Regions from separate parts of the Homo sapiens genome. Here region 2 is linked to region 1. A link is a loop called in an ENCODE intact Hi-C map of the cell type or tissue named here. Cell type or tissue: HCT116. All regions are shown on one strand. Each heading gives the region's core, and the rest is flanking DNA. Links, peaks and the distances in the headings are about the cores only. Region 1 overlaps KIAA1671. Region 2 overlaps KIAA1671.

Region 1 (16,192 bases), core at 6,020-11,019:
AGATGCCCGATACCGGGGGTCTCTGGAAACCGGCCAGTTCTGCCGAAATAAATCACAGTTTCACTCCTGGCTTAGGCAAGCAGCTGGCAGAGACCTTGGAGACAGCCATGGGCACCAAATCTAGCCCTCCCTTCTGGGCTCTGCCACCCTCGGCTCCTTCTGAAAGGTATCCAGGGGGCTCTCCTATACCTGCGGATCCCAGGAAAAAAACGGGGTTTGCTGAGGATGACAGAAAGGCCTTTGCCAGTAAACATCATGTTGCAAAGTGTCAGAATTACCTGGCTGAGTCAAAGCCCTCTGGTCGGGAGGATCCAGGCAGTGGGGTCAGGGTGTCACCCAAATCGCCCCCCACTGACCAGAAGAAAGGGACCCCAAGGAAATCCACCGGGCGGGGAGAGGAGGACAGTGTGGCCCAGTGGGGTGACCACCCACGTGACTGTGGACGGGTGCCGCTGGATATCAAGAGGGCCTACTCAGAGAAGGGGCCCCCTGCCAACATCCGAGAGGGCCTGTCCATCATGCATGAAGCCAGAGAGAGGAGGCGAGAGCAGCCCAAAGGGAGGCCCAGCCTTACTGGAGAGAATTTGGAGGCCAAAATGGGACCCTGTTGGTGGGAGTCAGGGACTGGAGACAGTCACAAGGTAAGTACCGAGACACTTTTTAATTTTGTCAAACATGGTTTAAACATCTAGTCTAGGGGGCCGAAACTCAGATTTTGTGTGGCCCACTTTGGGTACATAAATGAGTGGAGTCAGGCTGGGTATGAGGCTCCAGGGAGGGGTATGGATTGTGGCAAATGGAGAGCTCATGCCCTATCTGAACTGGACAACTGCTGCTTGGTCCCACCTGGTTCTTTGTTTGTTTATTTGTTTGTTTGAAACAAAGAGTCTTGCTTAGTTGCCCAGGCTGGAGTGCAGTGGCATGATCATGGCTCACTGCAGCCATAATCTCCTGGGCTCAAGCCATCCTCCCGCCTCAGCCTCCCAAATAGCTGGGATGACAGGCATGCGCCACCATGCTTGGCTAATTTTTTATTTTTTGTAGAGACAGGGTTTTGCCATGTTGCCCAGGCTGGTCTCAAACTCCTGGGCTCAAGTGATCCTCCTGCCTCGGCCTCCCAAAGTGCTGGGATGACAGGCGTGTGCCACCATGCCTGGCCCAGCTGGTTCTTCACAGGCAGGAATGCTGGCCTTGAGATGGCAAACCTCATTTATCAAGAGAATCTGAAAATCTAGATTTTTATGTGTAATCCTCCCATTAGGAAATGAGGAGGACTTATTTTTAAAAATGCTGTTCAGCCCAAACAAGACTTGTCTGCTAGCCCCATGCAGCGCGCCGGCCACCTGTTTTACACTTCTGTCCTACAATGACGATAATGATAGATATCAATGGTAGCTTTATTGTGCTCCTGCTGTATAATAGCCTGTTGTATCCTGTTCATTATTATGTCCCCAGAATCCAGCATCATGCTTGACATACTGTGAATGTTCAAGAAGTATTTGTTGAATGAGTGAACAAGTGATCTTACGTGAGCCTCAAAAGAGGGATCACCATGGTTTTGGGTTCCAGCAGTCCCTTGTTTTTTTTTTTTTTTTTTTTTGAGACGGAGTCTCACACTGTCACCTGGGCTGGAATACAATGGTGTGATCTTGGCTCACTGCAACCTTCGCCTCCTGGGTTTAAGCGATTCTCCTGCCTCAGCCTCCCAAGTAGCTGGGATTACAGGAGCCCGCCATCATACCCGGCTAATTTTTTGTATTTTTTTTTTTTAGTAGAGACGGGGTTTCACTATTTTGGCCAGGCCGGTCTTGAACTCCTGACCTCGTGATCCGCCCACCTTGACCTCCCAAAGTGCTGGGATTACAGGCGCGAGCCACTGCGCCCGGCCTGTAAGCACTTTTTAAGGGGGTGATCCCAGGAAGAACCAGTAGGGGAGAGAAGAAGTGAGGCAGGTGCTACAGGGGCCATGGTTGGCCACAGAGGCACATCTCACTGGGGACCCCGGGAGGCAGCATGGAACACCTCTGAAGTTGTCATGTCCAGGGGTCAAGGGACCTGGAGTATGTATTTTCCAATCCCTCTGTCCTTGCCTGAGGCTGTTTGTGGGGTCATGAACATTCAGACTTTTCCATCCTGGCTGGCACCATGCACAGCAGAAGAAAGAAAATCTGGCTTCCTTTGTTCAGTGAAGAACAGAGAGAAAGAGAAGAATGGATGGCAGGGTGGGGGGTGGGGAGGAAAGGAGGAAGGGATCACTTTAATTACAAGCACACCCTTTTGGGGGTACATAAGCAGAATAGCTGTGAAGAAACCCTCACCCAAATAAGCCACTTTGTTTTTAACACACACACACAAATTCAAATCTACCCAAATATCTATCAGTGAGGCTCTAGGGTGTTGGCAGAGGGCCCCTTCTCTTGATCTTTGGCATATACCTGAGTGTTGGGCAGAGTGCTGACACTACCTACTGCTGTGTGATCATCTTCCTGTACAGATGGGGGGAAAAAAACAGAGGCTCAGAGAGGTGAAATAACTTGTCCCAGGTCACACAGCAGTAAGTAACAAAACTGGTATTTGAACCCAAATCTGGCCTTAATTACCCAACTGGGCCATATTCTAGGAGACCATTCTGGTGAAGAACCACGAAGGTGGGGAAGAAATCTGAGGCATAAGGACCACCCTTTGAAGCTTCTGATCTCTGTGGGGAGATGGGCCATTGTGATCCAAGACTGGGGAGTGATGGGGTGCAGAGGGAGGCACTGGAGAGGTGGCCCAAGGTGTCCTGGAGGAGTCGGTGGTCTCAGCCCAAGCTTGAGGGTTGGCCATGCTTTTGGGTGGGCTGATGAGGGGAGGTGAGGGCATTCTCAGCAGGGCACAGCATGGACAAAGGTTTGGAGGTGGGAAGAGCGTAGAATGTTGTGGGGGACATGTGGAAATGGACTTAGCACCGCCCTGTGTGATGTGGCATCAGCAAATCAGGCCACAGATTCTTCCTTTGCCACTTGCAGCTGAGTGATACAGGGCAAAACCTTTCACCTCCCTGCACCCGAGTTTTCTTGTCTGTAAAAGGGACTAGGTGGCCAGTCTGGAAGTGGATGCTGCAGAAAGGAAACTCTAGGATACAGTCAGTAATGATCATGCGGTGAGGATTTGCCTTCAGTTAAGAGTGGGTAAGTGATGGAGTCAGGCTTTGAACCCATGTCTGTTCCCAAGAGGCCAAGCTCTCCAACCACCATGTGCAGGATCACGCAGACTTGGCATCTGAATCTCCACGCTGCTACTTGCCTGCTGTGTGTAAAGCAGCCTCTTGGCCTCTCCTGGCCTCAGTTGCCATGCCAGAGTTAACAGGGATTCCTGCCCCAAAGCACTGTTATTAGACTGAATTGAAATAAAGCACCGAACTTGGGCCATCCCCGTGTGCTTCCTGAGAAGGGTTTCATCTGTCCCTACCTGCAGGCTGATGTTGTGGTAACAGTGGAAGAAGGAAGAGGCCAAGGAAATGCGACACTTATGTTTGCCAGCACCTTGCTCAGGGCCCGCTGGTGGTGGGGGAGTCGGGATGTTGTGGAGGGGGGATCCTGGGCTCAGCTCTGTCCCGCAGCCCAGCCTTGGATGCCTGCCTGGAGCACGCAGGCCCCAGCAGTGCTGGTTGTCAGGGGATCTGTTTTCTCACCACGGGATTGGGAAGCCTTGGACCAGCTTCCCGTTTCTCTCTTGTCTCCTGCCAAAAGATCTTTGGTTCTTTGATCTTAAAAAAAAAAATAAAAACACACCAATACAGAAGGAAAAAATGTTGGTTGTTAAAATTTTGAACCTTACAGGGGTATAGAAAATAAAAGGTGAGTGTTCCCCCAGAGGCAGCCACCATTACATTGTTTATGTCCTTTCGGACTTTCCTATATTGACAGTCACTTATCAATCATATATATATGCATAATTGTCATGCTTTTCATATTGCAACAGTAGCGAATGCTTGCGTAAAATGTGAAATACTGGCTGGGCACGGTGGCTCATGCCTGTAATCCCAGCACTTTGGGAGGCCGAGGCGGGTGGATCACGAGGTCAGGAGATTGAGACCATCCTGGCTAACACGGTGAAACCCTGTCTCTACTAAAACTACAAAAAAATTAGCCGGGCACAGTGGCGGGCGCCTGTAGTCCCAGCTACTCCGGAGGCTGAGGCAGGAGAATGGCGTGAACCCGGGAGGCGGAGCTTTCAGTGAGCCAAGATCACGCCACTGCACTCCAGCCTGGGCGACAGAGAGAGACTCCGTCTCAAAGAAAAAAAAAAATTTTGAAATACTATAGAAAAATGGTGTAGAGAGAAAATCTCCTTTAAATATTGAGCGTGGTGCATAAACTGGGGAACACCCCTCTAGGCCCATTAGTGGTTTTTAACTATGGGCAATTTTGCCCCTGGGGCACATTTGGCAGTGTCTGGAGACATATTTTGTTGTTGTCACACCCTGGGAAGAGGTTGCTATTAGCGTCTCATGGGTAGAAGCCAAGCATGCTGCCCAACATCCTACAAGGCACAAGACAGCCCCCACTGCAAAGAATGCTCCAGCCCCAAGTGTTTGCAGTTTGTAGGTTGAGGAACCCTGGTCTAGACACAGACATAGATAAAGGTAAATGCATAGACTTAGATATAGGTAAATACATAAGCTTTCTATGGAAAACTACAACAGTCTATAGAAAATCTTGTGGCTTACTTTTGTTTTTTGAGATGGAGTTTTGCTCTTGTGGCCCAGGCTGGAGTGCAGTGGCAGGATCTTGGCTCACTGCAACCCCCGCCTCCCGGGTTCAAGTGATTCTCCTGCCTCAGCCTCCTGAGTAGCTGGGACTACAGGTGCACACCACCATTCCTGGCTAATTTTTTGTATTTTTAGTAGAGATGGGGTTTCACCATGTTAACCAGGCTGGTTTTGAACTCCTGGCCTCAAGCAGTCTACCTGTCTTGGCCTCCCAAACTGCTAGAATTACAGGCGTGAGCCACTGCACCCGGCCTCCCCTTCCTCTTTTTAATGGTTGCGAAGTATTGTATTATGTGACTGAGCCCAATCTATTTTAACCTAGACTCTCATTGATGGGTATTTGGGTGGATTTGAATTTTTGTGTGTGTTAGAAACAGGGTTGTGCCGGGTGCAGTGGCTCACATCTGTAATCCCAACACTTTGGGAGGCCGAGGCTGGCAGATCACTTGAGGTCAGGAGTTTGAGACCAGCCTGGCCAACATGGTGAAACTCCATCTCTACTAAAAATACAAAAATTAGCCGGGCTTGGTGGCGGGTGCCTGTAGACCCAGCTACTTAGGAGGCTGAGGCAGGAGAATTGCTTGAACCCAGGAAGCGGAGATTGTAGTGAGCGGAGATCGTGCCACTGCACTCCAGCTTGGGCAACAGAGCGAGACTCTGTCTCAAGAGAAAAAAAAAGAAGAAGAAAAAGAAACAAGGTTGGTTCCTTGGGTGAGGGTTTCTTGATTTACAGCCCAAAAGGGTGTGATGGTCATTAAAGTGATTCCTTCCTCTCTCCATCCCTTCCTCTCTCCATCCCTTCCTCTCTTTTTCTCTGTTCTTCACTTAACAGACATTTATAGAAACTGTTTCCCAGACCCAACAGTATTTCATTTATTTAAATTATTTATTTTAGTTTTAAGAGAGAGACGATTTCACATGGCTCCACTCCAAAAATACTTAAAAAACATTCCCCTGATACCTGCCATGCTTACATTTCTTCCACCCGGTAATCACTTTTATTCCTTTTTTTTAAATTCCTTTTTTTCTTTTGAGGCTTCTTTATGAAAATACAAGCACATAGAAATACATATTTTTATTTTTGCTTCACTTTTCCATAATAAAGAGCACTTTCTCTAAGTGGTTGAAACTTTGGTTGCCTATGGGAGTAACACAGGGAATCCTAAAAGATATCAATGACTGGGCCTCTCTCCAGGCCAGTTAGGTCAGAATCTCTGGGGTAGGACCTGCCTTTGTTAGTTATGAAGGCTCCCCAGGGGAATCTTGGGTTGAGGATCTCTGTTGAACCCACAGATTTTCCACCTTTCTGTTTTTCATATAATGTGTCTTGAGAGTTTTTTTTTTTTTTTTTGAGCCAGCGTCTCACTCTGTCACTCAGGCTGGAGTGTAGTAGTGAGATCATGGCTCACTGCGGCCTCAACCTCCTGGGCTCGAGCAGTCCTCCCACCTCAGCCTCCCAAGCAGCTGGGACTACAAGCACATGCCACCACACCTGGCTAATTTTTTTTCTTTTCTTTTTTTTTTTTTTTTTGAGACAGAGTCTTGCTCTGTTGCCCAGGCTGGAGTGCAGTGGCATGATCTCGGCTCACTGCAACCTCCACCTCCTGGATTCAAGCAATTCGCCTGCCTCAGCCTCCCGAGTTGCAAGGATTACAGGCATGTGCCACCTTGCCCAGCTGATTTTTATATTTTTAGTAGAAATGGGGTTTCACCGTGTTGCCCAGGCTGGTCTTGAACTCCTGACCTCAAGTGATCAACCTGCCTTGGCCTCCCAAAGTGCTAGGATTACAGGCGTGAGCCGCCACCACCACCATGCCTGGCCTCTTTTCCTTTTTTTTTTTTTTTTTTTGAGATGGATGGAGTCTCACTCTATTGCCCAGGCTGAAGTGCAGTGGTGTGATGTCGGCTCACTGCAATCTCCACCTCCTGGGTTCAAGCAATTCTCCTGCCTCAGCCTTCCAAGTAGCTGGGATTACAGGCGCTCGCCACCATGCCTGGCTAATTTTCGTATTTGTAGTAGAGACGGGGTTTCACCATGTTGGCGAGGCTGGTCTCAAACTCCTGACCTCAGGTGATCCACCTGCGTCGGCCTCCCGAAGTGGTGGGATTACAGGCATGAGCTACTGCGCCTGGCCTTCCCTTTCTTAATGGTACCCTTTAAAGCACAAAAGTTTTTAATTTTGAAGAAGTCTATTTTATTTATTGTTCTTTTGTTGTTTATGCCTTTGGTATCATATTTAAGAAATCACTGCCTAAGCCTAGCTCTTGAAGATTTACACCTCTATTTTCTTCTAAGAGTTTTCTAGCTTTAGCTCTTACATTTAGGTCTTTGATCTATTTCAAGTTGATTTTGGTATATAGTATGTCAGATTTGCAGCATGTTTTGCAGGTAGAGTCTCAGCTTTGCTGATGCAGTGGAGAAAAGTGGGAGAGAATGGGGAGGAGAATGGAGGGCAACCCGAAGGTCTTGGCCTCCCCAGCTGGGGGATGGATGGGCAAGGTGTGGGAGGAGCAACTGTGGAGAGATGGAATCAAGACGCATGTTTTGAGCACGTGGATCTGAGATGAGTGTGAGCTTCCAAGAGATGTTGAGTGAGCAGTGGGATCTCCGAGTCTGGAGTTCCAACACTGAGAAACAGAATTGGCAGGCATCTGGGTGTAGATGGGATTTATTTAAAGCCATGGGGGGCGTGAAGAGAGATCCCAGAGGGAATGATGTAGCAAAAGGAGAAATGGCTCTGCGGCTGGCCTGGGACATGTGGGGACACTGATCAAAAAGAGCCAGGGGGTTAGGAGGAAAACCAGAGGGTCTCTGAAGGCATCCAGAAAAGAGGCTGTGAGGGAAGGGATTAGAAATCCAGTCTTCCTCTTCCTGGTGCTGTGTGTTCTTAAGCAGCTCCCTCCCATCTCTGGGCCTTTGTTTCCTTGTCCACGCAGGGAGAGTGTGAAGCATATAAAATATGCATCCTGGAGTCCTGGCCTGTGAATGTTTCCCCTATATATAACTAAGTGGAAAAAAACAGCAGGATTCCAAGTAGATGTACTGGAGGTGCTGTGCTGTTCATGCACCGTTTCTCTGTGTCTATGCATGTGTGTTTGGGTGCATAAAGAGATGATTAAAATAAGGTCACCAAGAATGACCACTGGCAGTAATGAGGCCAGCCAGCATTTATGGAGGGCTCCCCAGGTGCCAGGGATGGAGGAGGCTAGGGTAAGCCAAGCCAGGTGCCCAGGACTTGTGCACGTCTGCCCCCTGGTGGCTATACTGCATCATGTACATTCCATGTGCTGTTTCTTAGCGCCTAGAAGCTGGGTGCTGTCATCATGGGGTTCCTTTCCCAGATAGTTGAGGCTCAGAGAGGTTGAGGCACCCACCTGAGGTCACACAGTTATTAAATGGCTGAGGCTGGGCCACTGGAACCCAGAGCTACCGCCCTACATGTTACCTCTGATCATTAAAGTGGGGGATTTCTGGGGGTTTAATTTTCTTCTTTGCCCTTTTTGGTACAGAATGGACTCTTGGCATAATATATTTTTTCCTGTAAATGAGAAGGCTCCCAGTAAAGTCCTTTTCTTGTGCTCTGTGTTTCAGGTGCTGCCACGGGACCTGGAGAAGGAGGATGCCCCCCAGGAGAAGGAGCGACCGCTCCAGCAGGTGTCCCCTGTGGCCTCGGTTCCCTGGAGAAGCCACAGCTTCTGCAAAGACAGGAGGAGTGGGCCCTTTGTGGTGAGTGATGCAACATGGCTGGAGAGGATTGCACAGGGGTGCTGGTTGCTGGACACTGCTGTGAATGTGGTTGGTGGAGCATCTGGACAGCCCAGGGCCCTGACGGGGTTGAGGGCAGCAGGCAACTGTCCAGGAATCTGGTGTCACCTGACTAGCTGTGTTGTGGTTCTTGATGTGGAGGGTGTTTGGTGGCTCTGCTGGGGAAACCTTCTTCCTCTTGAGTTTCCAGCCCAGCACTGCCTGGCATGGAGTGGTTAAGGGAACATAGACTGGTGTTGGAAAGTCCTGGGTTCCAATCCCAGCACGGTCTCCTGTCAACCTCTTTGAGATTTTGAGCAATTTACTTAATTTCGCTGCACTTCAGTTTCTTCACCTGGAAAACAGGATCTTGATTCCTATCTAGCTGTGTTGCGAGGATGGAATAAAAGTGTGTGTGGGGCCCAGCACGTCATAACACATTTAGGAACTGACAGTTATGGTGATAACAGGAGGCAGCAGAAAGCTGGTTCCAGAGCCAGATTGCCTGGGTTCAAGTCCCGGATCTGCATACATTCACGTGTGACCTTGGGCTGGCCTCTGGCTTCAGTTTCCTCATCTGTAGAATGGGGATAATAATAGTATCTACTTTACAGGGCTGATGTGGGGCTCAGATGAGAGAATTCATGAAGTGCTTAGCATGCTTCTGGGTACATAGCAAACAATAAGTGTCATCGTCACATAATTATTACTCTTGCTGTTACTGGTACGACTGTCCTTGTTTTCAAGTCTCCCTCTGGCTCTTGCTTATCTCTGTGTCCTTGTGCCCTCTTCCCCCTCATCCTGTTTCCTTACTTGTGAAAGGAGGTGAGTACACACTGAGCAGGCCCCAGGGACAGCTGTCCCATTCAGAGCTTCAGTGTGCCCACATGGGTTCCAGGGCTTCGCCACCTCCAGTGAGTTTCTTTTCGGACTTTAGTTCCATGCTGTTTGGAGTTTTGCACTTGCTCATGAAGCCCCTTTCCGGCCCAGGTCCTATACAGGGGCATCGAAGACAGGGCTCCTAAGGCAGCGACACTTCTGCCCACAAAGGCCTCTTTGGTTGCTCAGCTCCACAAGCTTCAGGGATACCTGGGCCTGGTCTCACGTTTTGGAGACATATGATTTTGTGCTGAAGCTCCATTGAGAGTCCATCCCTTCCAGTTTTATGGCCACAGGCAAGAAACTTTGCTTTCCTGAACCTCAGTTTCCACTTCTGTAAAATGGGGGTAAAGAAGATACCCTGGCATGGTTTGTGCTAGGAGTGATGCAGAACAGCCACAACGTGAGCCCGACTGTGGGGCTGAGGGAGACGGGCCGGGGAGGAACTCAGATCCCAGCTAGGTGTTTACTGAGCAGCCCAGGAATTTTCCTCGAGGATCCAGATCCTAGCCAAAGATTCACACACATTTGAAACCTGCCTGGATTTTTTGATAAACATTCCCTTCCATTGACTTCTTTCTCAGCTATTTCTCCAGTCCCTCTCAGATAGCTCTGACTTAGCTTATCTGATTGTACTTGAACTTTTATGAGTGTGTGTGTGAAGACAAAGGTGATGGGAGAGAAGCATTTTAAACCTGTCTTTTTAGAGTCTGCTTGCTGGCATCCTCCTTGGCCGTCCTGCTCCTCCTCTTTCACTCTCTGTCATTGAAGAGCTTTTGTCCTTGGAGTCCTCGGGCAGCTTGCCTTGGCTCTTTCCTTCTGGCCTCTGAGGCCCCTGCCCCACTCTTGCCTGCTTGATTTCCTCTCCTCAGAGGTAGGTGGGTGGAGGGACTTAGCATGAACCGGAGAGTGCTGGGGCCTCAGACCTCATTTCCCTGCTTTTGGGACTCATACCTGCAATTCTGGGGAGTGGCCACAAGGAGGAGGTGGTGTTCAGCTCCTATCCTGGTGCCTCCAACAGCCCATCCTAGAGGGACCTTTTAGTATTGGGCTCTGGAGGCTGAAAGAAGTGGCTTTAAGTTCCAACTCTGCCACTGTGTGACCTTGGGCAAGTGACTTCATGGACGTCACTAAATATCAGTTTTTTCTTCTGTAAGATAAGGATAGTTCTCTATGACCTCAAGAGTATTTTTGTGAGTAGTAAATGAGATCACCCAGCACATAGTAAATTCTCAATGTCTCAACTGCAGTGGTAGCTTTTGCTTCTTTCTCCCTCTTCCCTTCCTCCTTTCCTGATCCTTTCCATCTCTTCTACTTTCCCTTCCCTTTCTCATCCTCCTCCTCCCCTTCCTCTCCTCTGCTTTTTTTCTCACCTGTCCAATTCTCTTTTTATAAAAGGGGAAAGTGAAGCCAGGAGAGAGGACCTGACTTAACCAGGGTGACCCAGCAGAGGAGGGCTGGGGTCCTGAGCCCCTGGTGGCTGTCCCTGCTCCTCTGGAAATTGGTCATACATGCATTTTGTGTCTCATGAGGTGTTTGAAGGGATTCACTGTGTCTGCTATGATTCCCATCACTGCTTTGATGAATGACTTTGTGCTGTTATTTTCCCATTTAAGTTCATGTTCATCTTCATTTTTTGAGCCTCTCAGGCCTTGCCAATTCCTACTTCAGCCTCATGTTAGTGACCATGAATCCTATTTTGCAGAGCAGGAAAGTGAGGCTCAGAATGCTTCAGCCCCTTGCCCAAGGCCACACAGCTGCTGGGGGAGCTGGAATGGAAACGGGGCCTATCTCACTCCAGCCTTGGCCCCAGGCCCTTCCCGCCATGGGCCTGTGCTTTTGGCCTATGGCCAACCCCTGCCAGCCCCTGCCAGCTCCTCTCTCTCCTGGGCCTGCAGCACTCCGTGCATTAGCTACATGAGGAAACAAGACACCCTGAGCCCTGGGACTCCTCCTGGAGCTGAGAATGTGATATTTGCTCAGCCCGGGGTTGGCCATCAGCTGCTGTGCTGCTGCTGTCTTGCAGAGGGTGCCTGGGACCTGCCAGGCCAATGCCCTGCTGATTTGCATAGCCCTGCCCATGGTTGCTGAACTACAGACCCTGCCACTTGCTAGAGGCCTTGAGCAAGTGAGTTTACCACTCAGGGCCTCACTTTTCCTCCTCTATAAAGTGGATAGTGATAGCAATAACAAAGCCTAACACTTACTATCGTTACATGTCATGTAGATACTGCTATTATTTCCACTTCACAGATGGGCAAACTGAGGCTCAGAGCCATTAAGTGTCTCTTCCAAGTTCTGGGTCTGCAGTCCATGCTCTTAAGTGTCTGCTGAACTTTCCACTCGTCTTACGTGGTAGCCCGGTGGGAGGACAGAGCCCAAATGAGATGATGCTTACAAAGCTCTTAGCACAGTGCCTGACACCGAGAAATGGCTTCACAAATCATAGCAGCTATTATTATTATTATTATTTGAGATGGAGTCTCACTCTGCCGCCCAGGCTGGAGTGCAGTGGCATAATCTCGATTCACTGCAGCCTCTGCCTCCCGGGTTCAAGTGATTCTCGTGCCTCAGCCTGCTGAGTAGCTGGGACTACAGGCGTGCACCACCACACCAGGCTGATTTTTGTATTTTCAGTAGAGATAGGTTTTGCCATGTTGGCCAGGCTGGTCTCAAACACCTGACCTCAAGTTTTCCGCCAGCCTTGGTTTCCCAAAGTGCTGAGATGACAGGTGTGAGCCACTGCACCCGGCTTATTATTATTTTATTATTATTTGCGGCCAGGTTTTTTTTCTATGCTCTCCCAAAGAGCTGATGGGAAAGACAAACATCCATAGCCTTAGAAGTTTTTCTGCAGTTGAGGAGACAGGCCCAGTGTAGGGAAGTGTCTTGTGTATGGTCCTGTGGCCTCTAGAGGCAGAGCTGGGGCTGGAGTTCTTCTTTGTGACTCCTTGGCCAGTGCTCTCTGTTTCTCCCCATCTCCCTTGTTACTTTCAGGGTTCCCCTCAGGACCTCGAGTCCACATGGCGAATCCAAGTCCTGTATCAGGCTTCCTCCCTCTCCTCTTTTCCCCAGGAAGTGAGCTTTGGTCTGCATTTTCACAGGGACCATAAAACACAGTGACTCAGTTGTGGACTGTGACCTCGAGTCACAGTTTACCCTGGAGGCCCATCTTGTGACGATGAAGTCAGAGATTCATCAGCTGGGAGGCTTCCTTGCAATGGGCCAGCGGGAGGGCCTCTGGTAGTCTCTAGAATTTTCTCCCAATCCCTGAAACCTATTGGTTAGCATATGCTGGCTCATTTGGTTCTTGAGTTTATTTCTTTTTGGGCCTACTATGCGCCAGGCCCTGCATGATGGGGCCTGGAGATTTTCTCCGTCAGCCTCCTGGAGTTCACAGCCCAGGGGTCTGAAAATGACCTGGGAGGGTCCAGTTAGGTGCAGGAAGTAGGAGGGGAGACATTTGGGACTGAGAACTCACACAGACAAAGGGGGGTGCTTGGAGGACCAGTTGGGCTGAGGTAGAGTGTTTAGGGATTTTGCTCCTTTTTTTGACAAATATTTATCTGCATGTGGTAAGTGCTATGCTGGGCAGTGGGCTACAGTTATGACTAAGGCATAGACAATTAAGAAGGTAGGTAAATAGGCCAGGCACAGTGGCTCACGCCTATAATTCCAGCAGTTGGGGAGGCCTAGGCAGGCGATTCGCCTGAGCTCAGGAGTTCGAGACCAGCCTGGGCAACATGGTGAAACCCTGTTTCTACTAAAATACAAAAAAAAAAAAAAAAAAAAGAAGAATTAGACTGGCGTGGTGTTGCGTGCCTGTAATCTCAGCTACTCAGGAAGCTGAGGGGCAGGAGAATCACTTGATCCCAGCTACTCAGGAGGCTGAGGCAGGAAAATCGCTTGAACTCGGGAGGCGGAGGTTTTAGTGAGCTGAGTTTTCGCCACTGCACTCCAGCGTGGGTAACAGAGTGAGACTCCATCTCAAAAAAAAAGAAGGTAGGTAAATAATTGCAGTGGGTTCTAATAGCTAATTTTCTTTTTTTTTCTTAAACAACAGAAATTTGCTTTCTCACAGATACACAGGCTAGAAGTCCAAGATGAAGGAGCTAGCAAGGCTGGCTTCTAATGAGGCTCCTCTCCGTGGCTGACAGCTGTGTCCTTCATTTGTCTTTGCGTAGCCTCTTCTGTGTATGCAGGGTGGGAGGTGGGTGATAGGTAGATGTCTCTGGTCTCTCTTCCTCTTCGTTTGCCAGTTTATTACAAAAGATAAGCTGTAGAAGCAGAGATGCGTAGGGTGAGGTATGGGGGAGGGAGTGCAGAGCTTCCATGCCCTCCCTGGGCACGCCACCCTCCAGGAACCTCCCTGTGTTCAGGTATCCGGAAGCTCCCTAATAGCTACTGTTTATTGAACATTTACTATATGCCAGGCATCATGTCATGTGCTTTAATTTAATTTGAATTTGTGTAAAGTCTCCCTGGAGGAGGGAGGGGGTGTCTCCACTTGGGGAGGGCTAGCTGAGAAGCAGGAGTTCGAGACCAAAGAGTCTGAGTTCTAAGTCTTGAAGGCTGAGCAGGTGTTTGCCAGGTAACTATGGTCTGGGGAACAGTGGTTTGCCCCTGATCGAGGGAACAGCATGGGCAGAGGTTTAGAGGCGTGAAATTGTGCTCTATACAACGGATGTCATCTGGGGTCCTTTAAACTTGACTTCCACGTGACCCTCCTGGACACCCGCAGTGTTTGGTTTTACACTGAGCTCAGACTTTCCCACATCTCTAACTGGTGAAACTGTGGCCCTTTGCTTCTGAGGCTGGTGCTGTGTCATCGTCATGCCAGCATCTTTGTACGCAGGATCTGCCAGGGCAAAGGTTGAGAGGTTTGAGAGCATTTGGACCTGATGACTTTGTTATTAAGACTGGAAAAAGGAGGGGAGGAACATTTGGATTCTGCTGACAGCAGTGGTAGTCCTTGTGAGTGTAATCAACTTGAAATAAGTGGGAACTTGTGAGGTGGCCCCCGCCCAAGAACATATCCTGGCTGCTAGTTAGAGATTCCCTCTAGATTTCAGTTGGTTGACAGCGAGTCCAAATGAGAAGGAAACAATCAAAATGAAAGACCACACAAGGACTGCTGAAAGTAACTCATCAAAGGTTGTGACTGAAAAAACAAGTTGTGGGCTGGGCGCCGTGGCTCATGCCTGTCATCCAGTGACTCAGGAAGCCAAGATAGGAGGATTGCTTGAGGCCAGGAGTTCCAGACCAGCCTGGGCTGAACATAGTGAGACCCCTGTCTCTAAAACAATGAATAAATAAAAATTTAAAAATTAGCCATGGTAGCTCATTGAGATATTTATTTTCATTTCCCTAATGACTAATGATTTTGAGTATCTGTTCATATGCCAAATGACCAGTTGTATATCTTTTTGGCAGAAATGTCCGTTCAAGTCCTTTGCCCATTTTTGAATCAGATTGTTTTTTCTTTGTTGTTGAGTTGTAGGAATACATACACACAAACATATATATAGATAGATATAGATAGATATAGATATAGATATAGATATAGATAGATATAGATACAGATACAGATATAGAGAGAGAGACAGGCAAACAGACAGACAGGATCTGGCTCTGTTGCCCAGGCTATAGTGCCGGTGGCATGATCTCGGCTCACTGCAACACCTCGTGAGTTCAAACCATCCTCCCACCTCAGCTTCCCAAGTACCTGGGACTACAGGCATGTGCCACCATGCCCAGCTAATTTTTTTTTTTTTTTTTGTATTTTTGGTAGAGACGGGGTTTTGCCATATTGCCCAGGTTGGTCTCGAACTCCTGAACTCAAGTGTTCCTCCCACCTTGGCCTCCCAAAGTGCCAGGATTACAGGCATGAGCCACCACGCCCAGTGGAATATTTTATATATATATTCTGGATATTAATCCCATATCAGATATTTGCAAATATTTTTTTCCCATTCTGTGGGCTGTCTTTTCATTCTCTTGATAATGTTCTTTGATGCACAAAATTTATAACTTTGATGAAGTTTGATGACGCCCAACTTTTTCTTTTGTTGCCTGGAAAAGGATTTTTAAAATTGAAGTGTGAGATGAATACAGAAAAGAGCTCATATCCTAAGCCAGATGGCCTGGGTTTAAATCCCAACTCTGCTACTTACCAGCTATGTGACTTTGAGTGGATTGACATCTCCGTGCCTCAGTTTCCCCATCTCTGAGACTGGGATTATAACAGAGCCTACTTGTTAGAAATGCGGTGAAGTGGCCGGGCGCAGTGGCTCACTCCTGTAATCCCAGCACTTTGGGAGACCGAGGCGGGGTGGATCATGAGGTCAGGAGATCAAGACCTGGTCAACATGGTGAAATGCCATCTGTACTAAAAATACAAAAATTAGCTGGGCATGGTGGCAGATGCCTGTAATCCCAGCTACTCGGGAGGCTGAGTCAGCAGAATCGCTTGAACCCGGGAGGTGGAGTTGCAGTGACCCAAGATCGGGCCACTGCACTCCAGCCTGGTGACAGAGTGAGACTCTGTCTCAAAAAAAAAAAAAAAAAAAAAAGGCAGTGAAGTGAGATGAGCTCCTATGCACAAGGTGCGATGAACAGTGCCTGACACCTGGTAGGTGCTTTGTAAGTGTTGGCTATTGTTGCTGTGACTATGTTAGACACTGAGTTTCTATGTGGCAGACGCTGTGCTAAGCACTGTGCAAACACCATCCCATTATCCGTCTTCATACTCCCCACGTTCTACATGAAGTTCCATTTCCTGGCACTTTTCCCCTAAGTGACTTCACTATATTCTG
Region 2 (16,192 bases), core at 9,815-14,814, 54 kb before region 1:
CCCTTGCCCCACAGCAGCCCCAGAACCTCAGGAGGACCCAAGAGGCTTTTATCTCCAGGGTCACTGAGCTGGGATGGTCCCTGCCAAGGTCGTGGTGTTGGCTGGGCACAGATCCCAGAGGGCACAGGCCTGGAAGTTGGGAATTGGGAGGGAGAGGGAGCTTCTCCTGCCGGACCCAAGTCCTTGCAGGATGAGTGCCAGCGTCTTGGCTCCTTGAATCACTCATAGGGAGGCCAGTGGCCTGGGTGCTGGTTTCCCTGGCCTGCTTCAACCTGCTGTGTGACCTTGGATGAGTCCCTTGGCCTTTCTGAGCTTCCTTCCAGGCATCTGTTGAATTCATTTGGAAAGTACTCCTCTGACACCTGCTGTGGGCCAGGCTCTGTGCTGGGGGCTACAGGGAACCCTGCAGCTGAGATCCCTTCTCTCTTGGGGTCTGTGGGCTGGAGGGAGAGGCAGACCTGGCAGGAGGGAGAAAGAAGACCAGGATGCTTTGAAGAAAATGGGGGATGAACTTTAGCTGAGCTTCGGCTTGTGCTTTTCTGAGTGCACCTTAACAAATTATCACAATCTGGGTGGTTTCAAAACAACAGCACTGTGTTTTCCGACTTTCTTGAGGCTAATAGTGTCCTCAGAGCCACACTGCTTCAAAGGCTGTAAAAGAGAATCCCTCCTTTCTTCTTCAGCTTCCAGTGGCTTCCGGCAATTGTTGGCGTTTTTTGGCTTCTAGCTGTATGTCTGTGTGTTCTTTTTTTATAAGGACACTAGTCATTGGATTAGGGTCCACCCTAATGCAGAGTGACCTCATTCAGACCTAACTAATTACATCTACAAGGACCCTATTTCCAAAGAAGGTCGCATTCTGAGATTACAGGTGGACCTGAATTTTGGGGAGACAGTTTTTCTCCCATTACACTGAAGAAGGGCCATTAAAGCTCAGACTTAAAGGATGTGTGTATGGTGGGGGGGCGGGGGTGGTTCAAGGTGCGGTTGTTTGAAGCAGAGGGAACAGCTTGCGCTAGGGCTTTCTGGCAGGAGTGCGGCACAGAGGCCTGTGTGACTGTGCGGTGGGGGCTGAAGCTGGGGGTCTGGGGGCCTGGGGTATGGGGCCATGGAAAGGTGTTTGGAATTTTTTTTTTTTTTTTTTTTTGAGACAGAGTTTCACTCTTGTTGCCCAGGCTGGAGTGCAATGGTGCGATCTCGGCTCACCACAACCTCCGCCTCCTGGATTCAAGCAATTCTCCTGCCTCAGCCTCCCAAGTAGCTGGGATTACAGGCATGCACCACCACGCCCAGCTAACTTTGTGTTTTTAGTAGAGATGGGGTGTCTCCATGTTGGTCAGGCTGGTCTCGAACTCCCGACCTCAGGTGATCTGCCCGCCTCGGCCTCCCAAAGTGCTAGGATTACAGGTGTGAGCAACCGCGCCTGGCCGGTGTTTGGATTTAACTCTAAATGCCTCTCAGGGGCTTAAGCAGGGACATTATGTGGTTGCATTCCCTTTTGGAAGAAAGTCACTTAATTAGGAAGGGGCATGACAGTGACTGAGGGTACATGCCTTAAGGGTTACCCCCAAGCACACTGACATCCCTCCAGTGTTCTAAGCCTCAAATCCTTTGCAGATAGGTAGGGCAGTACTTTTATCTCTTGAGGAAATGCAGGCCCAGAGAGGTTAAGCAGTTTTCTTAGGGTCACACAGCTAGGGGAAAGAAAGCTCAAGGCCTCAGCTAACATCTTCAGTCTTGTAAGTTCTCAACACACCTGGAGGCAAAGGACCATCCTCAAATATAGCTGGGTGTCCAGGGCACGGGAAATAGCCCAGGACAGGGAGCACTGATTTTACACCTGTTGGTGAAGGTAATGCATCATCTGCCCAGTCAAGAGACGGTTTAGCTACTGGGCAAGGGATGAGGCAGCTTCAGCAACTTAATAAGCGTGGAATTAATTCCCTTATATGTGTGAGCTGCTGTGAGTCTTCCCATTCAGGACAAAGCTCAGGAGCAGAGGAGAAAAAGCAGGTAAAACTTTGGGAGGCCGAGGTGGGCGGATCATGAGGTCGGGAGATTGAGACCATCCTGGTCAACATGGTGAAACCCCATCTCTACTAAAAATGCAAAAAAATTAGATGGGCTTGGCGGCATGTGCCTGCAACCCCAGCTACTCGGGAAGCTGAGGCAGGAGAATTGCGTGAACCCTGGAGGCGGAGGTTGCGGTGAGCCGAGATCGTGTCATTGCACTCCAGCCTGGCGACAGAGCTAGACTACGTCTCAAAAAAAAAAAAAAAAAAAAAAAAAGCAGGCAAACAGCAATAAACGCTGACCTGTGTCCACCAAGGAGCATGTTGGAGGGTTGTTATAGTATCCTAGGCCCCGGGCCCAGATGAAATGGCAGGATAATTCCAACTGTTCCAGAAGCACGGAGCTGCTGTCTCTCTGATTTTTTGGATATATATTCATGTGGAAAAGAGCTTTCTTCTTATTGGGAAGTAAAAATATATCTCTATTCAGATAAAACATCTCTATTCACATTCCAAACTGGGAACATATCAATTTTCCCACACTGGGATTTAAAACGTAAATTAGGTGCTGTCTCCGAGGTATTGAGGATGCTAATATCCTCCTAAGAGATGGGCTTGTTGGCTGGATCTGAAATTCCCTGTGGAGTGAAAGGCCGTTATTTCCTGCTGTGTTTTGTTTCTTTCTTTTTTTTTTTTCGAGACAGAGTCTCGCTCTGTCACCCAGGCTGGAGTGCAGTGGTGCGATCTCGGCTCACTGCAAGCTCCGCCTCCCGGGTTCACGCCATTCTCCTGCCTCAGCCTCCCGAGTAGCTGGGACTACAGGCGCCCGCCACCGCGCCCGGCTAATTTTTTGTATTTTTAGTAAAGATGGGGTTTCACCGGGTTAGCCAGGATGGTCTCGATCTCCTGAGCTCATTATCCGCCCACCTCGGCCTCCCAAAGTGCTGGGATTACAGGCGTGAGCCAGCGCGCCTAGCCTTTCTGTCTCTTGTTTCTTTAGTTCCCTCTTTGTCTCAGCGCCTTTTGAGGGAGGAAGAGAGGGAGGGAGAGGGGGAGAGAGAGAGAGAGTGTGTGAGTGTGTGTGTGTATGTGTGTGTGTGTGTGTGTGTATGGTGAGGGGAGAGAGAGAGAGAGAGAAACAGAATGAGAGGGAGGAACTACTCTGTTCTCCAACACCAGGAGAAACCTCTCCCTCTGGAATAGCCCCTTCCCATTGAGGATTTTTCTCCAACTGTGTTTTGCGAGGGTTGTGGGGTAACCCTTCGGGAGGAAGCTGAGTCAGTAAGTGCCGATGCTGTCTCCTGACTGCTGGGTTGGGACTTGTGTGCGTGTGTGTGTTATGGGGGATGGGGACGTGTGAAAGACAGGAGTTAAATTTGGTCCCGGATCTGAACATGGGTTTCCTTCCTCTCCTAGTGAAAGGACTTATCTCAGATGAATCACGTCCTCTCTTTAGAGTTCTGGGCTCATGGAATGTCAAGGCCAGTCTGGCGCTCTTGGAGAGGTGCCTGCCCAAGGGATGTCAGATTCTGGTTTGTGACTCTGGAGGGGCGTTTGGCCACCCTAAGGGATGACGCTTGTGGCTTCAACCAGAGCATCTTCCCTATGTAGTCAGTCTTCCCTCGGTATCTGTGGGAGACTGGGTTACGGGATACCAAAATCCCCAGAAGCTCAAATCCCTGATATAAAATGGTGTAGTATTTGCATGTAACCTATACATATCCTCCCAGATGCTTTAAATCAGCTCAAGATTAATTATGATAGTTAATACAATGTAGATACCATGTAAGTAGTTACTATCTACATTGTTTATGGAATATGACAAGAAAAAAAAACTCTGTACCTGTTCAATACTGATGCAACCATCCTTATTTTTTTCCTGAATATTTTCAATCAGTGATTAATTGAATCCATAGATGTAGAACCCATGGATACAGAGAACTGCCTATTCATTTCATTCACCCACCCAACCACCCACCCACCCATCCACCCACCCACCCATCCACCCACCCATCCACCCATCCACCCACCCATCCATCCATCCATCCACCCACCCACCCATCCATCCATCCATCCATCACAAGCTTGATGCACAGCTCTATGCTGGGGGCAGGGCCTCATGGTAATTATCCACCATTTGTTATCTGATCATCTGTCAAGGCCCTGACCCCTTTCAGGCACTAGGGAGCATCCATAGAAATGAAGGACAAAGCCCCTTGCCCTCTGGAGGTCACAGCCTAAAGCAGGGGTCGGCCAGCTTCTCCTGTAGAGGACCAGATAGTAAATATTTTCAGCTTTGCAGGCCATAAGACCTCTGTCACACCTGCTGACCTCCGCCGTTTACTGCACAAGCAGCCCAGACAGGATGTAAACAAGTGGGTGTGGCTGTGGTTTGACTGCAATCACAACTTATGTATAGACACACACATTTGATTTTTATATGATTTTTCATGTGTCATGAAATACTGTTCTTTTGATTTTTTTCCAATGATTTATTTATTATTATTATTATTTTTTTTTTTTTTTCTGAGACAGAGTCTCGCCCTGTTGCCCAGGCTAGAGTGTAGTGGTGCAAACTCGGCTCACTGCAAGCTCTGCCTCCCAGGTTCACGTCATTCTCCTGTCTCAGCCTCTGGAGTAGCTGGGACTACAGGCGCCTGCCACCATGCCCGGCTAATTTTTTGTATTTTTCAGTAGAGACGGGGTTTCACCGTGTTAGCCAGGATGTTCTCGATCTCCTGACCTCGTGATCCACCCGCCTCGGCCTCTCAAAGTGCTGGGATTACAGGTGTGAGCCACTGCGCCTGGCCTATTATTATTTTTTGAGATGGAGTCTCACTCTGTTGCCCAGTCTGGAGTGCCATGGTGTGATCATAGCTCACTGCAGCCTCAAACTCCTGGGCTCAAGTGACCTTCTTTCCTGCCTCAGCCTCCTGAGTAACTGAGACTACAGGCACATGCCACCACACCTGGCTAATTATTTTATTTTTTGTAGAGGTGGGGTCTTGCTGTATTGCCCAGCCTGGCCCTAAGCAATGCTCCCACCTCAACCTCCAGAGTAGCAGGGATTACAGGTGTGCACCACCAATCCTGGCTAAATGACAGCTAGTCTGATAGACTCCTGCTAGATTGGGCATATTATGTCTGCTTTGCAATTGAGGATACTGAGACATGGGGAAGGAGAATGACTTTCTGAAGTAGAACCTGGATTTGAGCCCAGCCTTGTAGTCTCTGACCCCTGTCATGTCTGCCTTCTCTCCACACATCTCCAGAGCTCTCTGCCCTGCAGGGGGTCCATCTGCAGCATCACAGGACTGTCAAGACTCCTGCCTGGGCGGGGCACGGTGGTTCACGCCTGTAATCCCAGCACTTTGGGAGGCCGAGGCGGGTGGATCACCTGAGGTCAAGAGTTCGAGACCAGCTTGGCTAACATGGTGAAACCCCGTTTCTACTAAAAATATATTTTAAAAATAGCTGTGTGTTATGGCGTGCATCTGTAATCCCAGCTACTTGGGAGGCTGAGGCAGGAGAATCACTTGAATCTGGGAGTTGGAGGTTGCAGTGAGCCGAGATCGCGCCATTGCACTCCAGCTTGGGCAACAAGAGTGAAACTCCATCTCAAAAAAAAAAAAAAAAAGACTCCTGCCTGGATCTCAGCCCCCCAAACTGGGAGCACTTGTTATTTTTAGGGTATCTCTATTCTGACCCCCGCTCAGTGGGAAGGATTCCCATTTTTGCTTCATATGATCCTTTGGGTAGAAAATCACTATTTATGTTAGTTCTTCAAAAATGGGTTTGGGGCTGGGTGTGGTGGTCATGCCTGTAATCCTAACACTTTGGGAGACTGAGGTGGATGGATCACTTGAGGTCAGGAGTTCAAGACCAGCCACATGGTGAAACCCCATCTCTACTAAAAAATACAAAAATTAGCCAGGCATGGTGGCTAGTGCCTGTAATCCCAGCTACTTGGGAGGCTGAGGCAAGAGAATCTCTTGAACCTGGGAAGTGAAGATTGCTATGAGACAAGATGACACCACTGCACTCCAGCCTGGGTGAAAGAGCGAGACTCCATCTCAAAAAAAAAAAAAAAAAAAATGGGTTTGGGTGGTTTATCTCATCTGAGAATTGTGGTCCGGTGTCAGACCCAAAGATGGGGAGGGAATGGGGCAGGGAGCTACTGAACACCAGGTACTGTGCTGGAGTTTTCAGTGTCCATCTGGGTTTGGTATCTTCCCCATCTCACAGTTGGAAAAACTGAGGCTCAAAGAGGAGCACTGACTTGTCCAAGGTCATGCAACTAGTGATTATGGAGCTGGGATTGGAATCCAGGTCTCTGACTCCCTGTACTTTGTGCTGGTGTTGAACTCCCAGGCCCAGTACACTCACCACTTCTTCGTGGAGGGAGTTTTGAATCAATCTTTTTTCAAGGTCCCTTTGGTTCTGGTTTCCCCTGGTTTCATGTCGAGGGTGAGTAGGAAGGGGTGTTCATTGTCTTCCTCTCACCCTTGTGTTCAAAGCCACATTGTCCCTTCTCTTGGTCCCCACTGTCACTGAATTCATCTTGGCCACCCCGTCTCCCACCTGGAGGATGGCAGGAGTATCCTGCCCCAGCTCCAGGCTTCCACCTTTGCCATTTAGTTTATTCCCCACTGGGTGCCTGGTGTGCTTGCAGGGGGGTCACAGCCCTGCTGACAGCCTCCTCTTCATTGAGGTCTCAGCTCACATGGCACCTCCTCAGAGAGCCCTCCCCATCCCCTCATCTAGAGTTGCTGCCCCTCCACCCTGACTTCTTATAACCCTTGCTCTATCGCCTTCATAGCCCTGGTCAACTCTGAGCTCAGTCTCTTCACTGCTGTAACAAGGGAGCTAGGGCTGCATGGTCTCTAAGATGAAAATTCTGAACTCCTAAGCCCTGGGAATTTAGGGCTGGTCAGGGCTCAGGGGGGATGCACTGGCCCAAGGCAAGAGTGTGGGAGGAGGGCTGACCCTGAGCCACAGGAAAGGGAGAGTCCCTGGGTGGGGAAGAAACTATTTGGGATGAGTTCCCAAAGCTTAGCAAGAGCTCAAGAGCCCCTTTCCCCACCACTCCCCAAGAAAACACGCACTATTGTCTTAGCTGCAATTTTGGTGCCGGGAGGGTGTGCGGGGTGAATGTCCGCCCGGCAAAGGGACTTCTGCCAAAGGGACTCTTGTTTATTTGAGATTTGAACAAAAAAAGGCTGTCCTCTTAAAACCACAGCCCCAGAAACCTTGTTGGGTTTTGGGATCAAGGCAGAAGATGGTAGAGAGCTTTTTCTAGCTCTTTGTTAAACATTAAAAACATATTCTTTTGATAGAACATTATGAGCACCAGACGGCAGGAAAAGGAATATTCAGAAGCCCATCATCATTGGGGAAGCACAATGAAATTTTGGCAAGGTGATTTATTTTTTATTTTTTTATTTTTTTAGACAGAGTCTTGCTCTTGTCACCCAGGCTGGAGTGAGTTGGTGTGATCTCAGCTCGCTGCAACCTCTGCCTCCCGAGTTCAAGTGATTCTCCTGCCTCAGCCTCCCAAGTAGCTGGGATTACAGGCACCCGCCATCATCCCTGGCTAATTTTTTTATTTTTAGTAGAGACAGGGTTTCACTCTGTTGGCCATGCTGGTCTCGAACTCATGACCTCAGGTAATCCGCCTGCCTCGGCCTCCAGAAGTGGTAGGATTAAAGGTGTGAGCCACCTTGCCTGGCCTGTTTACTGTCATGTGTGTTCCTCCCTACATGACTCAGTACCTCCAAACATACACATATATCTCACACCCACCCTACCTCCTGGAAACATGTTCCCTGGCCCCACACACACCATGCACACACCATGCTCACACACATGTGCCTGCCCAATGTGCGCCCACGCCAGCAGCAGCCCTGGGTGGTGGTATGAGGTTTGGGCTGCAGAACCACCACCTCCAACCCAGCGCTGACATGGACAGGCCACCTCTGGAGCGTCACCATGTGGGACACAGCAGGCACCTGCTCACGTCCTGGCCTTGCCCTTCCTTGAAGGGTGGAGCAACCATGGTCCTCTGGTGACCCTACCTTGCGGGTGGGCAGCTTCATGCTGGTCTTGGATTCCTGCCAGAGGCTGGAGGCCTGGTCTTCCCTCCTCATTTGTAGGAAGGGCTCAGGGCTCGGTGGGTAAGCCAGACACTGAGCTAGGTCCTTCTTGCCCAGCTGGGGAAACCGAGGCTCGGGTGCCACAGCGGAGGTCACAAGCCAGGACCAAAGGCTTCTGCTTGACCACACTGTCCCACCCCTGGCCCAGGGCTGGCCAAGCAGCTCCAGTCACCCAGGCCTTCTCTGAGGAAGGGACCCTTTCTTCTTTAATTTTATTTTTATTTTTTTGAGGAGTCTCACTCCGTTGTCCAGGCTGGAGTGCAGTAGCTTGATCTCAAGTCACTGCAACCTCCGCCTTCCGGGTTCAAGCGATTATCCTGCCTCAGCCTCCTGAGTAGCTGGGACTACAGGCACACACCACCATGCCCAGCTAATTTTTTTTGTATTTTTAGTAGAGACGGGGTTTCACCATGCTGGTCAGGCTGGTCACGAACTCCTGACTTCAAGTGATCCACCCACTTCGGCCTCCCAAAGTGCTGGGATTACAGGCATGAGCCACCATGCCCAGCCCCTTTCTTCCTTATTTTTAGGAATGTCCCCTCTTTTTCTCCCAGTCCAGCAGGGCAGATCAGCTTTGTGGCTCTGGAATTGACAAGATGAGTCACCTTGGACAGACAGTTCATCTCTTTAAGCCTCAGTTTCCTCCTTTCTTGTTTGTTTGTTTTTTTGAGACAGAGTCTTGCTTTGTCCCCAGGCTGGAGTGGCAGGATCTCGGCTCACTGCAAGCTGTACCTCTGGGGTTCAAGCGATTCTCCTGCCTCAGCCTCCCGAGTAGCTGGGACTACAGGCACGTGCCACCACGCCCGGCTAATTTTTTTTTTTTTTTTTTTAGTAGAGACAGGGTTTTACCGTGTTAGCCAGGATGGTCACGATCTCCTGACCTCGTGATCCGCCTGCCTCAGCCTCCCAAAGTGCTGGGATTGCAGGTGTGAGCCACTGTGCCTGGCCCAGTTTCCTCCTTTCTGACGTGGGGAGAATAATAATCCCCATAGTCACTGAGTAATTGCGAGGGATCATGGCCATAATCTCCATTCAGAGTTTATTTTAGAGCCGGGGATGAGTGTAAATAAGCGTGGCGTGTGTGCTTGTTTTCTTGTTTGAGTTGTTATTTCCTCTGGTGTGGGGAGGTTGGGGACTGGGCTTTGCTCTGTCCCCTCCGGTCTCTTCCCATCCCCTCCTTGGCACAGCCACATCAGCATTTTGGGCCTGGGACACCCCTCCTCCCATTTACAGAGCGGGCAGGACATGACTCATGCCTACACTGGCAGACACCGCCCTTGGCATAACTGGCTGCGCCTGAAGCTAATGTCCTAAGAGATTGTCTCTGGGGCTTAGGGATTTTCCTTCGGGTAATTGGGACGGAGGATGGAGTTTGGACCCTGTAGGAGCAGAGTTACCCTAAAGAGCTGGATTCCTTTAGGATGTCCATGCCTAGGGCTCTGGCAGGAGACAGGAGTCTTAACTTTCAGGGTTCACATGGTGACTGGTAGGCTCCGGGCTTTTACTGGGGGACAGGGTCTCAGATGGAGGGAATGTACTTACCGTGTGCCTGTAAAATTTTGTCTCTCTTTGCCATTCCTGACTTCTGTAAACATTGGATTTCTTCCCCTGCCTGACTGAACACTGGCCCTGTCTTGTTCACACCTGTATCTCTGGCTCCTAGTACAGTGCCTGGCACATAGTAGGAGACTGGTAAAAGTTTGATCAATAAATGAACAATGGCCAGGCGTGGTGGCTCACTCCTGTAATCCCAGCACTTTGGGAGGCTGAGGTGGGCGGATCACTTGAGGTCAGGAGTTCGAGACCAGCTTGGCCAACATGGTGAAACCCCCTCTCTACTAAAAATACAAAAATTAGGCGGGTGTGGTGGTGCATGCCTATAGTCCCAGCTACTCAGGAGACTGAGGCAGGAGAATTGCTTGAACCCGGGAGGCGGAGGTTGCAGTGAGCCAAGATCACGCCATTGCACTCCAGCCTAGGTGACAGAGCGAGACTCCGTCTCAAAAAAAAAAAAAAAAAAAAAAAAGACAATGCCAAGTGCTTTTTGATGTATATTCTTAGCAAATCTCTCAGCTACTATTCAAAGCAGATAGGTTTAACCCATCTGAGAGGTGGGGAAACTGAGGTTTGGGAAGTTAAGAAACTTACCCATGCTCATAGAGGTAGGATTTGAATTTGAGTCTGCGCACTGTGGACTACCAACCAAAGCTGTCTCCTGACTCAGACTCCCAGTTGCCAGGTGCTGATCTCGAAGCCGCCCTCTCTGCCTTTCCCTCTAATCTGCCTTGAAGCCAGCAGTTATCACCTGGATGCACCAGACGGAGGATGCTGACATGTGAGATGCTGTCCCCCCACCGGGAGTGGGAGACTCAGTGAGGCTCCTGGCAGGCAGGCGGTAACTCCACCCTCTCCCACTCAGGAAAGCAGGTTGGAGTGCTAGGGAGGCAGGGTGAGGAAGGTGATTCTGGGAGAGCCCCAGACACACTCTCATAGATGGCCTCAGAGTCCTGCAAGACCCTGTCCGTTGTCTTCTCTCCAAAGTCAGCCCATGATACTTCCCTTCACTCTACTCCAGCTGTGCAAGCAGAAATTTCTGTTCCTTCCATGCCCCAAGCTCTTTTCTGACTCTAGACCTCATGGCTTTCCCTTGGCCGGCTCCCTCTGACTGTAGGTCATTCAGCTGATAGGTCACCTCCTCCAGGAATCCTTCCTGATCACCCAATTTGTGCAGCCCAGCTGCTATTCACATCACAAACCCTGTTCCCATCACCTCCCTTGTCACATGCTACTGTCTTTGTCTTGGTGCATGGCTTATCCATTGCCTGTCTTTTCCACCTTCCACCTGCTCTAAACTCCACGTAAACAGGAAATTGTGAGTTTATCCACATTGCTCTATCACCAAACATGGAGTATGGCACATAATAGGTCAATATCATCTTTTGGAAAAATTGGAAAAAGAGCAACTTTTAAAAATTCAGCAAGTGCAGCCGGGTATGGTGGCTCTCGCTTGTAATCCCAGCACTTTGGGAGCCAAGGCAGTTGGATCACTTGAGGTCAGGAGTTCGAGACCAGCCTGGCCAACATGGTGAAACCCTGTCTCTGCTACAAATACAAAAAAATTAGCCGGGCATGGTAGAGGGCGCCTGTAATCCCAGCTACTCAGGAGACTGAGGCAGGAGAATCGCTTGAACCCAGCAGGTGGAGGTTGCAGTGAGCCAAGATCACGCCATTGCACTCCAACCTAGGCAACAAGAACAAAACTCCCGTCTCAGAAGAGAAAAAAAAAAATTCAGCAAGTGCAAGTGTTACAACCTCATCATCTTGGTAGTCAGTGGTTTGCTGACACATTTCAAAATGGGGTGTGTCTCCCCACTGTGTCACGACACCTTAGGAGGGAACTTGTTTTCCAAGCCAGTCCTTCTATTGTGAGTCAGTGATTCTAGGAAAGAGTGGTGTCATAGGTTGGGTTCCCCCAGAAGCAGAGCCTAAGTCAAGGGTGCAAAGGCAAGCAGTTTATTTGGGTGGCAGTGTACCATTAGGGTGAGATAAGGAGCAGGTTACCTTGGGGAACAGCTGGGGCTCAGCTGTGCTGGGGACCTCTGGGAGCCTATAGAACATGCCATTAAATTATCCGACTTGAGTGCTAGGTAGCTGGGGTATTTATCCCCCAGCAACAGAAAGTTATCCACTAGTGCTGAGAGGATTTGGGTGGAGTCCAACAGTGTTTGGTATGACAGAGTAGGCTCTTCCCAGGCACCCTGTGGTGCCTGGGGTGGCACACCTCTTGTGAGGACCTGGCTGGCTCCAGCAGGCAGAGGGCGACCGTGGCTCAGGTGAACCAGCGCATGAGGTCAGAGGCTCTGACAAAGGAGTGGCTTCCCTGTTCCTGCTTCTGCCTGAGATCCAGGGCTGTTTGCAGAAAGGCGACTCTTTAGGCATGTAAGGATCTCTGAGCCCAGAGAGGTCATTTTCTTGGGGTCCCCTTTTAAGAATGAACTGTATCATCGTCAGAGCTGTTGTATCCTGAGCACCTGCTGTATACACTTTCCAGGCCTCTTTGCTTCCTTGCATCTTTTGGGATGGAGTTGGGGCGAGGGGTCCACTCTATCCCCTTGGGATGGGAGACAAGGCCTGTTCCTCCTCCTGCTTTCCAGCCACGTTCCTGCATTTGTGCAGAAGCTGTGCAGCCTAACTCCAGGCTCCTGCCTCATCCCGTCTCTGTTTGTATGTTAGGTTTTTTTTTTTTTTTTTAATTTGAGACAGAATCTCGCTCTCTCACCCAGGCTGGAGTGCAGTGGCGCGATCTCAGCTCACTGCAAGCTCCGCCTCCCGGGTTCACGCCATTCTCCTGCCTCAGCCTCCTGAGTAGCTGGGACTACAAGTGCCCGCCACCATGCCTGGCTAATTTTTTGTATTTTTTTAGTAGAGACAGGGTTTCGCCATGTTAGCCAGGATGGTCTCGATCTCCTGACCTCGTGATCTGCCCACCTTGGCCTCCCAAAGTGCTGGGATTATAGGCGTGAGCCACTGCGCCCGGCCAAGGTTTTTTTTTTTTTTCTTGGCAGGGGCAGGGTCTCACTCTCGCCCAGGCTGGAGTGCAGTGGTGCAGTCATGACTCACTGCAGCCTCAACCTCCCTGGCTCAAGCGATCCTCCTACCTCAGCCTCCCTAGTAGTTGGGACTACAGGCAGGAGCTACCATGTCTGGCTAATCGTTTTTGTATTCTCTGTAGAGACTGGGTTTCGCCACGTTGCCCAGGATGGTCTCCAACTCCTGAGCTCAAGCAGTCCACTGCCTTGGCCTCCCAAAGTGCTGGGATTATAGGCATGAGCCACCATGCCCACCCCCAGTCTCTTTCAATGATTAATAATAATACGGTTATGAGGACAATTACTGATGTAGGTGTTGACCATTGGCATTATGCTAAGCACTTCATGTATGTGATCTCATTTAATCCTCACAAAAGCATGTGAAGTACCTACCCTTGCTTCCATTTTATAGATGAGGAAGATGAGGCTCAGAGAGGTAGAGTGAGTTGCCCAAGGTCACACAGCTAGTACAGATGGAGATGACTGGCTCTGGAAGTCCCTGTTCTGAACAGTTGTACAGAGGGATACAGACAAGGGGAGGAGACTGGGGGCACCCAGCTGCTACTCCTGCATGTCATCCCCTGACCACAGTGTCCTCTGAACTAACTGGTGATTATGCTGGATAAAATTGGCATCTGGGAGAAGTGAGGGCAGGTGGTGTTCATCTGAATGCAGGAGAGTGTAGAGTGTTTTCTCTAACAAGGCTAGGTAAGTCATCTTCAGGGGAGGGGCTTACAAGGACTCATTGGGGAAGCGACCCCTGTGTATGCAGGTGGCTATGCTAAGAGCTGGTGATAGAGCAGGGTGTCTCGGTGGAGGGCTCCCTCTCGGACTCAGAGGCACATTTTAGAGCTTCATTGCTGGTGGCTGAAAAGCACAGCTTAGGTCCTTCTGTGTATCTTATAGAGATGAAAGTAAAGGGCATCGGGAACCAGCGAGGAGACCCTCCCCACATGTGCACTCACACGAGCCTTATGGATTACACGTTTCCTTACAGCATGGCCCCTGGGTTGGCCACTGGAATTGCCATTCCTTTTCAGACTTAGCTTTGGGAGGCAGTGTGTCAGCCTGGAGTGCGGGCGAGTACTTGAAAGCCTTAAGTTCTGTCTTATGTTGGGTTCCCTAGAAGGAGAGCTTGAGATAGGAATTCTGTGAAAGTGATTGATTTGAGTTGTGACTCATGCATCCCCGAGAGAGGGAGACAGGATAATAGGGCAGGGGAGGGGACATTTGGCCTCAGTCTGATCCCCTGGGGCACTCTGAAGCCACAGAGTAAGTCCTGCCTTGGGGCAAGGGTAAGTAGCCCCTCGTGTCCCTTGGAAGCCAGTCATTGGCTGTGGGAGTGAGGGATTTACCAGGAGGGGTGGAGACTGTAGGGCAGCATGTTGGAGGACAGCCCTCCTGGAAAAGGGTGTAACTGTAAACTGAGCAGACAACTGTCATAGCAGCTGGGGGATGGGTGCCGCAGCAGGAAAGGGGATTTGGGGGAGGGGCAGATCCAACAGCATCTCCCATAGGTTGCAGTGCTAGATTCATCCTTAATTGGCTGTGTGACCTTAGGCAAGCCTCTCGGGGCCGAATTTTACCTTCTGTATGCCAGGGGCCTGCATAGAGTCACTGTGGGCTCCATCCCATTCTTACCCTCCATGCAGTGACTTATTTTCTCATGTAAACATTGATTTGCTTCAGCAAATGTTTATTGTGTACCCATCACATGCCAGGCAAGGATCTCTACGACAAAAAGGATCTCTGCCTTCAGGAAGCAAGGCAGACGAGTAACCAGGCATAAAACAGTGGGGTTGGTGTCACAAAGAAACAGAGAGTTCTGGGAACCAAAGCCTACCTGGGCTGGCTGCAGGGGTCTGGAAGGCTTCCTGGAAGAAGTGGTATCTAATTAGGGACCCATGCGCATTAGCTCTCACGAGTACTGATGTCACTCAGGAAAAAGAGAAGGCGACTGGCAGCTTTCTGCGGGTCTCTTTCCCATCCCAGGATGGAATTCTTCCAGATTTTGACTTCTCCCATGTCTTGCTTGAGAGGGGAAATTGCCGGTATGAAAAACAATCATGACAAAGCTGACATGTCGATGTCCGGGATAAGTGAGTTAGGAGCTGGGAGGGAAAGGGTGCTGGTATAGGGGTTGTTGGTGTTGAGAACGCATGGCTTGTGGGAGGCTGGTGGGGCTGGTGCCCTGGGTGAGGGGCAGGAGATGAGGTCTTAGTGGTAGACAAGAACAAATAATGCAAGGCTGTGGTGGTGAGGGGTGTGGACTTCATTTTGTGAGCACCTGGAGGCCACTCGAAGTTTGGGGTTTGCCTCCTTAAGCATAACATACATACAGGAAAGTACACACATCTTAGGTGTCAACTAGACACACGTTTACGTATGTATACAAGATGTAATCACGCATATCAAGATATAGAACATTCTCAGGTCCCAGAGAGCATCTTTATACCCCTTCCTAGTCACAGTCCCCAAAAGTAATTGCTGTTCTACCTTCCGTTACCCTAGAGCTCACTTCATATAAATTTTGCCTGAATTTCATACACATGCCGTTTTACAGAACAGTTTAGAATGCTGCTTGTTTTGCAAACCTTAATGCCTGTCGTATTTATCCATGTTTTCTTCTTGTTGCAGTACAAATATTCTTGACTTATAATGGGGATACGTCCTGATAAACCCATCATAAGTCAAAAGTATTGTCAAAGTTGCATTTAGGCCAGGTGTGGCAATATACACTTGTAATCTCAGCGCTTTGTGGGGCTGAGGCTGAAGGATCGCTTGAGCCCAGGAGTTTGAGACTAGCCTGAGCAACATGGTGAAACCCCATCTCTACAAAAAAATAAAACACAACAACAAAAAATTAGACGGGCATGGCAGCGGAGGCCTGTAGATCCGGCTACTTGGGAGGCTGAGGTGGGAGGATCACTTGAGCCAGGAGAACAGGGGTACAGTGAGCCATGACAGCACCACTGCACTCCAGCCTGGGTGACAAATTAAGACCCTGTCTCAAAAAAATAAAAGAAATTGCATTTGGGCCGGGCACGGTGGCTCACACCTGTAATCCCAGCACTTCGGGAGGCTGAGGCGGGCGGATCACGAGGTCAGGAGATCGAGACCATCCTGGCTAGCACAGTGAAACCCGTCTCTACTAAAAATACAAAAAAATTAGCTGGGCGTAGTGGCGGGGCCTGTAGTCCCAGCTACTAGGGAGGCTGAGGCAGGAGAATGGCATGAACCCAGGAGGCGGAGCTTGCAGTGAGCCAAGATCGCGCCACTGGACTCCAGCCTGGGCGACAGAGCGAGACTCTGTCTCAAAAAAAAAAAAAAAAAAGAAATTGCATTTAATACTCTCATAAATGATCACCTATTGTAAAGTTTAAAAACTGTAAGTGGAACCATCACAAATGAAACCATCCTATGTTGGGGACTATCTGCA

The links. A loop is a pair of places that touch in the nucleus more often than their neighbours do. Peaks named below come from ENCODE experiments on the same cell type or tissue, not always from the same donor. Only the 100,000 strongest peaks of a DNase experiment are listed, where the experiment ranks them.
Region 2: it touches region 1 in a loop (2.6-fold over the local background); 10 of 110 quality-filtered maps call a loop at or near these places.

The regions. Positions count from the first base shown.
Region 1 is chr22:25,040,885-25,057,076 of GRCh38, forward strand. KIAA1671 reads left to right here. Exons shown (of 13, transcript NM_001145206.2): 5 at 1-641; 6 at 8,346-8,480. Among named protein-coding and RNA genes, the nearest start is that of KIAA1671-AS1, 64 kb to the right of the region's middle. In HCT116, for the core only: CTCF peaks have their summits at 7,997 (motif pointing left) and 10,353 (motif pointing right); DNase peaks (open chromatin) are centred at 8,017 and 10,367.
Region 2 is chr22:24,982,649-24,998,840 of GRCh38, forward strand. The region is part of intron 1 of KIAA1671; the gene reads left to right. Among named protein-coding and RNA genes, the nearest start is that of KIAA1671, 38 kb to the left of the region's middle. RefSeq lists an enhancer at 12,136-12,733. In HCT116, for the core only: a CTCF peak has its summit at 11,973; DNase peaks (open chromatin) are centred at 11,573, 11,973 and 13,983; H3K4me3 peaks cover 2,016 bases; H3K27ac peaks cover 2,066 bases.